2 separate regions of the Homo sapiens genome follow, and region 1 is linked to region 2. A link is an interaction called in ENCODE POLR2A ChIA-PET data of the cell type or tissue named here. Cell type or tissue: Caco-2. All regions are shown on one strand. Each heading gives the region's core, and the rest is flanking DNA. Links, peaks and the distances in the headings are about the cores only.

Region 1 (5,369 bases), core at 155-5,154, 270 kb after region 2:
GTCTGGGTCCACTGGGCTACGGGAAGGGCAGAGGGAGGTACCCATAGGCTAGGCACTCGACTGCTCATCCACTGTCCCCCTCCCCCAGGACTCCCACGTCCTTATAGAGCTGCACAAGTCAGGTTTTGCCCGCCCGGGCGACGTGGAATTCGAGGACTTCAGCCAGCCCATGAACCGTGCACCCTCCGACAGCAGTCTGGGCACCCCCTCGGATGGACGGCCTGAACTCCGAGGCCCGGGTCGCAGCCGCACCAAGCGCTGGCCTTTTGGCAAGAAGAACAAGGTGGGGGCCGGGACCCTTGGGATGGTGGGGGAGAAGGACAGTGAAGTGGGGACAGTGGGGCCCCTATTGAGTCAGCCCCAGCCGCCTGAACGCCGAGTCTCGGGCAGGAATTTTCCTCTTGGCTGCCAGCCCGGACTGGAGGGAAGGAAGGCGGCCGATTGGCCTGGGAGTCCCCCGAGGCGAAGGCGGGGGCAGGGTGGGGAGGTGGGGAGGTCCGTGGCGTTTGTCTGCTGCTTCTCGGGATGCTGGGAGAAAACCTGCTGGTGGAATTCAGGGCTGGCCTGAGGGCTGGTGACACCATCCCTGGGGACTCCCCGAGTTTCTCTCTCCATCCTGCTGATGGGACTCTGGGAGCCGCCCTGCATGTCTTGCTTTCTTGGGTTTTTGGATTTTAATATACCTTAGCACCCTTGGTTTATACCTTTGATTTATACTTTGGGTCCCTCTTCACTTACACTCTCATACCTCTCCTTGACTTAACACCTGTGATCCCCGAGCTTAAACTTCTGATGCCCCTAACCCCTCTCATTTTCCTGCCTTCCACTCCCTCTCGGCTTGTGGTTTTATTTTTGTTTATTTATTTTTGTCCTCTGTGGCCTCTTACCTGTCTGAGACCTTGATTCCTGCATGCGTCTTCTAGACTGTCAGCCCAGAAAGCTAAGTGGACAGAGAGACATGGGCCTCCCTGCCTCCTGGACCCATGCTTGCTCCCGGACATAACATTCCAGAGACCTAGGAGATACCGGGGGAGTGAGAGTTCTGGCTTTCGGGCTTACAGTTCAACATCCTCCCCGCCACCTTCCAGATTTTTTTGTGTCGCTCCTGCATGCGTTTTCTCTGTGTGGTTGTGCATCTTGAGTTGTGGTTTTCTTACCGTTTTTTTTCTTTCTCCATTTTGTTTTTCCTTTTTCCTTTTTTTGCGTCCATCCGTCCATCCGTGCGTCCATCCCTCCGTCCATTCGTCCTCACTCTCTACATCCTCCTATGCCCCCCCACCCCTTCAACCTATCCCCCTCCCCGGCCCCCGCCGGTAGCCTCGCCCCCCACCCCTCTCCCCCCTGGGGGGCCCCGTACCCTCGGCATTGCCTAACGGACCCCCGTCCCCCCGCTCCGGCCGTGACCCCTTGGCCATACTGAGCGAGATCAGTAAGTCGGTCAAACCGAGGCTAGCATCCTTCCGCAGCCTTCGAGGCAGCCGTGGGGTAAGTGAGGCCTCGGGGCAGGAGGAGGTGGTGGCCCTAGCCTGCCCAGCGGCGGGTGGCGGGACCCTGGGCTCGCTTCCTGCCGCTGGCTGGGCCCCTCTTCCCTGGTTGCCCAACCCAGACCTGCTTTGCTCTGTGCATGGCTTCGCTGTCAAGAACCATGGCTGGGGAAGGGAGTGAAATATCTCAGACGGGTGCAGAGTCTGGCAGGCTAGACTCCTTGATCCCAAATTCAGCCCTCTACCCACCTTGCAGACAGTGGTGACCGAGGATTTTAGCCACTTGCCCCCAGAGCAGCAGCGAAAACGGCTTCAACAGCAGTTGGAAGAACGCAGTCGTGAACTTCAGAAGGAGGTTGACCAGAGGTAAGGTGGTGGGGTAGGGAAGGACAGGCAAGGAACATGATAAAATAGTAAATGAACTTCACTTATTTGTTTATTATTTTATTTTATTTATTTTATTATATTTTATTTTGTGACAGGGTCTTAGTCTGTCGTCCAGGCTGGAGTGCAGTGCTGTGATCTTAGCTCACTGCAATCGCCACATCCCAGGTTCAAGCAATTCTTGTGCCTCAGCCTGCCGATTAGCTAGGACCACAGGCATGCACCAGCTAATTTTTATATTTTTAGTAGAGGCGGGGTTTCCCCATATTAGCCAGGCTGTCTTGAACTCCTGGCCTCAGTTGATCTGCCTGCCTCAGCCTCCCATAGTGCTGGGATTATAGGCATGAGCCACTGCCCGGGTCTGTAAATGAATGACATTTAAATGGTACTCAAAGATCTCCCCAATAATCCCAAGGCCCCGACGGTTTTACAGGTGATTCCTACCACACTTAGTTACTTCTTGGCCAGGTGCAGTGGCCTGTGCCTGCAATCCCAGCATTTTGGGAGGTTGAGGCAGGAGGATCATCTGAGCCTAGGAGTTTGAGACCTGCCTGGGCAACAGAGTGAGACCCCATTTCTAGCAAAAATAAAAAAATTAGCTGGGTGTGGTGGTTTGTGTCTGTAGTCCCAGCCACTTGGGAGGCTGAGGTGGGAGGATGGCTTAAGCCTGGGAAATGGAGACTACAGTGAGCTGTGACTGCACCACTTGCACTTCAGCCTGGGTGTCAGAGTGAGACCCTGTCTCAAAAAGAAAAAAAGAAACAGTTACTTCTTGTCTTATACAAGTCATTCCAGCAAACAGAAAAAGTGTGAAAGCTGTCAACCTCTTTAGGCTGAAGAATCCTGATTCCCAAATCTGTGGCCAAGAATTCAATAAGATAAAATTAAGGGCTCATTTTACCTTATTTATGATCATAGAGGCAAAATCCTAGCCAAGCAAATCCAGTGTTTAAAAAATAATACATCACTTTGGGAGGCCAAGGAGGGCAGATCACGTGAGGTCAGGAGTTCGAGACCAGCCTGACCAACATGGTGAAACCCCGTCTCTACTAAAAATACAAAAACTAGCTGGGCATTGTGGCACGCGCCTGTAATTCCAGCTACTCGGGAGGCTGAGGTGGGAGAATCGCTTGAACCTGGGAGGCGGAGGTTGCAGTGAGTCAAGACTGCACCACTGCACTCCAGCCTGGGTAACACAGCGAGTCTCTACCTCAAATAATAATAATAATAATAATAATACATTAGCCGAGCACAGTGGCTCATGCCTATAAGCCCAGCACTTTGGGAGGCTGGGTAGAAGGATCACTCACTTGAGCCTAGGAGTTCAAGGCCAGCCTGGGCAACGTAGTAAAACCCCATCTCTTAGAAGAAGAAGAAGAAAAACCCAAGTAAATTTTTTTAAAAACTAAAAAAAAAAAAATCCACCATTGGTTGGGTTTTATCCCAATAATGCAAAGATAGTTCAATATCAAAAAATGTATCCATCTAGTTCACCACATTAATTGGCTAAAAGAAAAGCAGCATATGGTTATCTATTTAATAGCTCAAACACTTAAAATATTGACAATAAAAAAATCTGGCAGATTAAAAAAAAAATCTTTACTCACTCTTTCCAGGCAACAAAATCCTCTTCCCAGTTCTGTTACATAATAGGAATGATGTTTGCCACTTGCAAACAGGCAGCCAAATTATATTTTGCCATTTGCATGTAACCTCTTGGACAGAATGGCTTTTATTGGTGTAAAGTTCCATTCAGAACTCTCTAGTTCCTGAGTTTCTACGGTGGAGGGGTTAAGGGTGCATGTTCTAGAGTCACGACAAACTGGACTTGATTTCCAGCTTCATCTCAGGACTTGGGCAGCCTGTTTTACCTTTTAATTCCTCAGTTTCTTCATCTGTAAAGTGGATCAGGTATTAGAACTGGAATGAAGTTGGCAGGGTGCAGTGGTTTATGCCTGTAATCCAAGCACTTTGGGAGGCCGAGGCAGGCAGATGGCTTGAGACCGAGTTTGAGACCAGCTTGGCCAACATATGGAAATCCTGTCTCTACTAAAAATATAAAAATTAGCCAGGCGTGGTGGCGTGTGCCTGTAGTCCCAGCTACTCCAGAGGCTGAGGCACGAGAATCACTTGATCCCGGGAGGCACAGGTTGCTGTGAGCCGAGATTGCGCCACTGCATTCCAGCCTGGGCGACAGAGTGAGACTGTGTCTCAAAAAAAGATAAAAAATAACTGGAAGGAAGTTGAGCTCAGATCTGGTCTTTTCCAAAGGTCCATTATAGTCGTGACTACCTGTATATATAGACATAGGGGAGACAGGGATGAGAAACTGATGATAATGATAACAGTATTTATTAGTCACTTACTGCATTCTAGGCACTATTCGAAACAGTGTACATGGATTTATTCGAATTTTCAAGGTTTCCTGAGAGATTGTATGCAGACTTAAGATCTGTCTTGTTTAGTGTTATATTTATCTTTATTTATTTTTTCCCCTGCCCCCCCTTCTTTTTTTATTTTTTAAAAATTATTTTGATTTTTTACTAGAGACAAAGTCTCACACCATTGCCCAGGCTGGTCTTGAACTCCTGGCCTCAAGTGATCCTTCCACCTCAGCCTCCCAAAATAATGCTGGGATTACAGATGTGAGCCACCACGGCCAGCCCAGTGTTATATTTCTGATGCTTGGAATAGGACCTGTATGCAGTAGGTACTCAATATGTATATGAGTAATAGTGAGGACTTACTAGGTATCAGGCATTGTATTAATCCTCACAGTGACCCACATGAGATATTAGGATCATTATCTCCATTTCCAAAATAAGCAAACAGCAGTGGGGGTTCAATGATTTAAGCCAAGCTCACACAGCTAGGAAATATTCAAACTGAGATTCGAACCCAGGCAGTCGGGCACTAGTATTTGCATCCTTAACCATTGTCCTGCCTTGCTATTTGCTCCTTGATGCAAAACCCCTGTTTTTTGCTTGTTAAATCACATGGAGCCCGGTGCTGTGGCTCATGCCTGTAATCCCAGCACTTTGGGAGGCTGAGCCAGGAGGATCCCTTGAACTCAGCCTGGGCAACATAGCCAGACCCCATCTCTACTAAAAATTTTTGAAAAATCAGGCGAGTGTGGTGATGCGGGTCTATAGTCCCAGTTACTCAGGAGGCTGAGGCAGGAGTATCACTTGAGCCCGGGAGGTTAAGGTTGCAGTGAGCCATGATTGCACCACTGCACACCAGCCTGGGGAAAGAGTCAGAATGAGACCCTGACTCAAACAAAACAAAACAACAGCAACAAAAAAACTCACACGGAAGTATGTTTTCCTGTCTATCCTGTCTCCCTTGTCATAGGGAAGCCCTAAAGAAAATGAAGGATGTCTATGAGAAGACACCTCAGATGGGGGACCCCGCCAGCTTGGAGCCCCAGATCGCTGAAACCCTGAGCAACATTGAACGGCTGAAATTGGAAGTGCAGAAGTATGAGGTCAGGAAAGACCC
Region 2 (5,369 bases), core at 194-5,193:
TCTGTTACCCAGGCTGGAATGTAGTGGTGCCATCTCGGCTCACTGCAACCTCCACCTCCCTGGTTCAAGCGATTCTCCTGCCTCAGCTTCCCGAGTAGCTGGGACTACAGGCGCCTGCCACCACACCCGGCTAATTTTTGTATTTTTAGTAGAGAGAGAGTTTCACCATGTTGGCCAGGATGGTCTCGATCTCCTGACCTTGTGATCCGCCCGCCTCAGCCTCAAACTCCTGACCTCAGGCAATTCGCCTGCCTCAGCCTCCCAAAGTGCTGGGATTACAGGCATGAGCCACCGTGCCCAGGCAACAAAGTGGTTTTTGAGACAGGGTCTTGCTCTGTCACCCAGGCTGGAGTGCAGTGGCATGATCTCGGCTCACTACAACCTCCACCTCCTGGGGCTCAAGCCATCCTTCCACCTTAGCCTCCCGAGTAGCTGGGACTACAGCTACACCTAGCGAATTTTTTTTTTTTCAGTAGAGATGGGGTTTCGTCACGTTGCCCTAACCGGTCTCAAACTTCTGGTCGCAGCAATCCTTCTATCTCCACCTCCTAATGTGTTGGGATTACAGGCCTAAGCCAACGCCCACGGCCTATTGTTCTGGTGGTCTTACCTTTAGATTGTCGGCCCAGAGCTGATAGGATCGAAGGGCCCCTGGGGTAAGGAGAGAGTGTGGTGGTCACCGAAGGCTGGCTGAGGCTGGGGGTGCTGGTGGCGGGTAGTGGGGGACCCAGGGGCTGGACTCAGGGCTCACCTGAGGAGGCCCCGCAGCCAGTGATCTCCTGCTCGAATTGATCTGAGAAGCCCTCCCCCTTGTTGAGCTTCTCCAGCCGGGCTTCGATGAACTGGGGTGGGGGACAGTAAATCAGAAACAGCAGGAGACACATCTGAATGCCAGCACTTCGAAGCCTGCCTGCTGTCAAGATGTAGAAGCCATCTCTGGCCTCCAACCTGCCCACCCCCAAGCACCTGGGAAACTGGAGCCCACTTTATTTTTTATTTTTATTTTTTGAGATGGAGTTGCTCTGGCACCCAGGCTGGAGTGCAGTGGCGTGATCTCGGCTCGCTGCAACCTCCGCTTCCCGGGTTTAAGTGATTCTCCTGCCTCAGCCTCCCAAGTAGCTGGGATTACAGGCATGCACCACCATGCCCAGCTAACTTTTATATTGTTTGTAGAGACAGGGTTTCCCCATGTTGGCCAGGCTGGTTTCGAACTCCTGACCTCAGGTGATCCGTCTGCCTTGGGCTCCCAAAATGCTGGGATTACAGGCGTAAGCCACTGTCCCCGGCCCGGAGCCCACTTTAGAAACCAGAGATCCTACCTTCTCCTCCCTCCCCGAGTCAGGACCTGTCCCCAGGGACCAAGCCCTGCCCCTTTCAGGGACCCAGAAATTGATTTCTGCCCCCTCTAGAACTACCCACCCGCTCTCATTGAATCAAGAGTAGGTGGACCCCATCTTTAGGGATCTTGTGGTCCAAGCTACCTTCTCCCAGGGGCCTAGAAGTCCAGCCCTATGTGCCACCCCGCCCCCCCACCCATATCCCTAGGACTCAGGAAATCCTGGGATTTCACAGTCAGGACCCATCCCCTCTGGAGTCCAGCTTGGACCGCCACCCCAGTCCCAGAAAGACACCTGCTTAGGGACCTGCGAATTTGGTCCCACCCTGATTTCCCTCAGGGACCTAGGAGTAGGTCTTGTCCCCCAGGAACCCAGGAGTTGGGGGCTCCCATGTTTTTGTTTTGTTTTGTTTTGTTTGAGACGGAGTCTCGCTCTATTATCCAGGCTGGAGTGCAGTGGTGTGATCTCAGCTCACTGCAACGTCTGCCTCCCGGGTTCAAACGATTCTCCTGCCTCAGCCTCCTGAGTAGCTGGGATTATAGGCGCACGCCACCACGCCCAGCTAATTTTCGTATTTTTAGTAGAGATGGGGTTTCACCATATTGGTAGGGCTGGTCTTGAACTCCTGAACTCGTGATCCGCCTGCCTCGGCCTCCCAAAGTGCTGGGATTACAGGCATGAGCCACTGTGCCCAGCCGGGGGCTCCCATCTTTAGGAATCCAGGAGTTCAGTCCTTCCCCACTTGGGAACCCTGGAGTAGGGGATCCTGCTGGACTGTCTCCAGCTATACCCTCAGGGACCCAGGAGTCTGCCCTCAACCCTGCCAGTTCAGACAAGCCCTCGGGGACTCAGCAGTCCACCTCCAGTCCCAGCTGGACCCTCAGGGCTCTGGCATACCTGTTTGAACAGCTGCAGGTGCACAGCCCGCCGGTGGAAGGCCTGCAGAGGTGCCCCAGGCTTCTGGGCCAAGAAGACTTCCTCACTGAAGGTCACTGGCTGGCCCTGGAAGAAGCGTTGGAGTTCTGAGCTCCCTGGGGTGCTCCTGGCCCTCCCTCATTCTACTATATATTTATGTAGCAAACATTGATTAGGCACTTGCTGTGTGTCTGATCCTGTGTGGGGCCTCATGGATGGCAGGGAGGACTTAAGCTGTTTTTTGTTTGTTTGTTTGTTTTGTTTTTTGAGACGGAGTCTCGCTCTGTCGCCAGGCTGGAATGCAGTGGCGTGATCTCAGCTCACTGCAACCTCTGCCTCCAGGGTTCAAGCGATTCTCCTGCCTCAGCCTCTTGAGTAGCTGGGACTACAGGCACGTGCCACCATGTCCAGCTAATTTTTGTATTTTTAGTAGAGACTGGGTTTCACCATGTTGGCCAGGTTGGTCTCCATCTCTTGACCTCGTGATCCACCCACCTCGGCCTCCCAAAGTGCTGGGATTACAGGTGTGAGCCACCGCGCCCAGCCCTGGTTTTTTTTTTTTTTTTTTTCATTTCTTTTTTTGAGTCAGGGTCTCACTCTGTCACCCGTGCTGGAGTGCAGTGGTGTGATCTTGGTTCACTGCAACCTCTGCCTCCTGAGCTCAAGCGATCCTCCCACCTCAGCCTCTCAAGTAGCTGGGACCACAGGTGCACGCCACTGCGCCCAGCTAATTTTTGTAGTTTTTGTAGAGACAGGGTCTCACTGTGTTTCCCAGGCTGGTCCAAACTCCTGGGCTCAAGCAATCCACACACCTTGGCCTCTCAAAAGTGTGAGTCACCGACCCGGCTGATTTAAGCATTTATCTCGAGTAAGGTGGAAGCCCGGGAGGGGTGTGGGCGGGGGGGTGGGGGGAGGGAAATGATCTGACTCGGGTGTTCACAGGTGACCTCTGGCCACTGCAGGGAGGACAGACTCTGGGAGATAAAGCAGAGGGCTGCTTGCAGGAGGCCGGGCGCGGTGGATCACACCTGTAATTTCAGCACTCTGGGAAGAGGAGATGGATGGATCACCTGAGGTCTGGAGTTTGAGACCAGCCTGGCTAACATGGTGAAACCCCATCTGTACTAAAAATACAAAAAATTAGCCATTGTGGTGGTGCATGCCTGTAATCCCAGCTATTCAGGAGGCTGAGGCAGGAGAATTGCTTGAACCCAGGAGGTGGAGGTTGCAGTGAGCCGAGATTGTGCCACTGCACTCCAGCCTGGGCAAGAGAGCAAGACTCTGTCTCAAGAGAAAAAAAAAAAAAAAAGAAGAAGAAGAAGACTGCTTGCGGGGGAGTCCCAGTTTTTGGGAGAGATCAGTGCATTAATTTTAGGCAAACAATGAGAGGGTCCAGGCCAGGGTGGAGACAGAGGAAGTGGGTGGTCTGTGTGCAGATTCAGGATGCAGAGATGACAAAAACGTCAGATGCTCAAGTGATACTAGAACCCCCCAATGATTTTACAGATTGGTTGTGAAAAACAGGGGAGGGGGCTTCAGAGATCAAGGCCCCGGCTTCAACATTCACCCACTGTGGGACTTCTCCAAAGCCTTGGTTTCCTCATATGGAAAATGGGACTATCACAGTATCCATCTCAAAATGTTATGAGCATTAAATGAGATAATAGCAGTGGTAGGAGCTAGCATTTATTGAGTGCTTGCTGTATGTCAGGTACGATTCAAAGTGCTGGGAAAATGCTGATTCACTGATTCTAATATCCTTTTGGGTGGCACTATTGGGGTCCCATTTTACAGAGGGGCAAACAGAGGCACAAAGTAAGCACTCCATTAATGCTACCTATCATTATTATTTTTTAATTAAAAAAATATATAGAGACGGTGGCCGGGCATGGTGGCTCACACTTGTAATCCCAGAACTTTAGGAGCCTGATGCGGGCAGATCACCTGAGGTCAGGAGTTCGAGACCAGCCTGGCCAACATGGAGAAACCCCGTTTTTACTAAAACTACAAAAATTAGCTGGGCATGGTGGTGCGCACCTGCAGTCCCAGCTACTTGGGAGTCTGAGGCAGGAGAATCGCTTGAACCCGGGAGGCACTCCAGCCTGGGGAACAGAGTGAAACTCTGTCTCAAAAACAAACAAACAAACAAACAAACAAACAACAACAACAACAAACGGGAGGGGTCTCACTGTGTTGCCCAGGCTGGTCTTGAACTTCTGGGCTCAAGCAATTCTCCCATCTCGGCATCCCAAAGTGTTGGGATTACAGGCGTGAGCCACTGCGTCCGGCCATCTACTGTACCTATCGTTACATTGCGATTCATTCAGGAACCCACGAGACCTCTCCCGCAGCGTCCCCGCTGCTCACCGGGCTGCAGACGAGTGCGTCGCGGTACCCCCCGAAGAGCAGGGCCTGGGCTTTGAGGAAGAGACGGGACACCCCTTCCCCGGGGGCCAGGGCGACCTTCCTGAGCCGGAGCCTCAGCAGGGACACCTGAAGCACAAGGGAGTGGCCCTGAGTGGGCAGGTGTGGGCCCCTCGCCTCCCGGGGCAGGAAGGTGGGAGGGGCGACACTGACCACGTCTGGAGGCAGCGCCTGCACGTCGTTAAAGGTCGTCTCCAAGGTATTGGCGTCCACGTTCAGCACCACGACGTCCTCCAGGGCTTTTTCTCGTACTCTCTGCGGAAAAGCGGGGTCGGCCGCTCAGAGCCCGGGAGTCCTTGGCAGAGGAGGGCATCTGGGGATGTAGAGGAAGGGGGAACCCTCACGTCCCCGTCGTCTGGGTAGATCCACGCTCACCTCGGCGAGACTGGCGTGCACTCCAATGAGGTAGGGCATGGGCGCGCTGCGGACCGAGGGGACGGGGTCATGCAGGCACCGCCCCCAGGGCCTGCCCACAGGCCCTGCCCCTCCCAGCTGCCCTCGCTCACCAGCAGTAGTCCAGCAGGTGTGGGGGCAGCGTGGGGATCAGCACGTGCTCCCAGCGCATGGGGTACAGGAGCGCGCAGGACGCGTGGACGCACGAGGTCAGCTGGGGAGCGATGGCGGGGCGTGGAGTCAGGGCCTGGACCCTCTAGCGCGAGGTCTCTTCCAGCTGCATTTCCCACGTCCCCAGTC

What was found. ChIA-PET counts read pairs that join two places held together with the same protein. Peaks named below come from ENCODE experiments on the same cell type or tissue, not always from the same donor. Only the 100,000 strongest peaks of a DNase experiment are listed, where the experiment ranks them.
Region 1: POLR2A ChIA-PET joins it to region 2 with 7 read pairs; 4 of 35 experiments call an interaction of 5 or more read pairs at or near these places.

The regions. Positions count from the first base shown.
Region 1 is chr19:6,744,712-6,750,080 of GRCh38, forward strand. It overlaps TRIP10 (thyroid hormone receptor interactor 10), which reads left to right. Exons shown (of 15, transcript NM_001288962.2): 9 at 89-283; 10 at 1,318-1,485; 11 at 1,741-1,850; 12 at 5,223-5,355. It overlaps LOC124904623 (a long non-coding RNA gene), which reads right to left and starts at 3,876. Exons shown (of 2, transcript XR_007067109.1): 1 at 3,740-3,876; 2 at 3,453-3,645. RefSeq lists an enhancer at 1,032-1,532. In Caco-2, for the core only: no CTCF peak of the experiment used is centred there; no DNase peak of the experiment used is centred there.
Region 2 is chr19:6,470,655-6,476,023 of GRCh38, forward strand. DENND1C (DENN domain containing 1C) reads right to left here. Exons shown (of 23, transcript NM_024898.4): 11 at 5,183-5,283; 12 at 5,052-5,097; 13 at 4,830-4,931; 14 at 4,620-4,745; 15 at 2,235-2,339; 16 at 752-842; 17 at 611-651. Among named protein-coding and RNA genes, the nearest start is that of DENND1C, 8.4 kb to the right of the region's middle. RefSeq lists an enhancer at 4,941-5,369. In Caco-2, for the core only: no CTCF peak of the experiment used is centred there; DNase peaks (open chromatin) are centred at 2,217, 3,177, 4,827 and 5,157; H3K4me3 peaks cover 907 bases.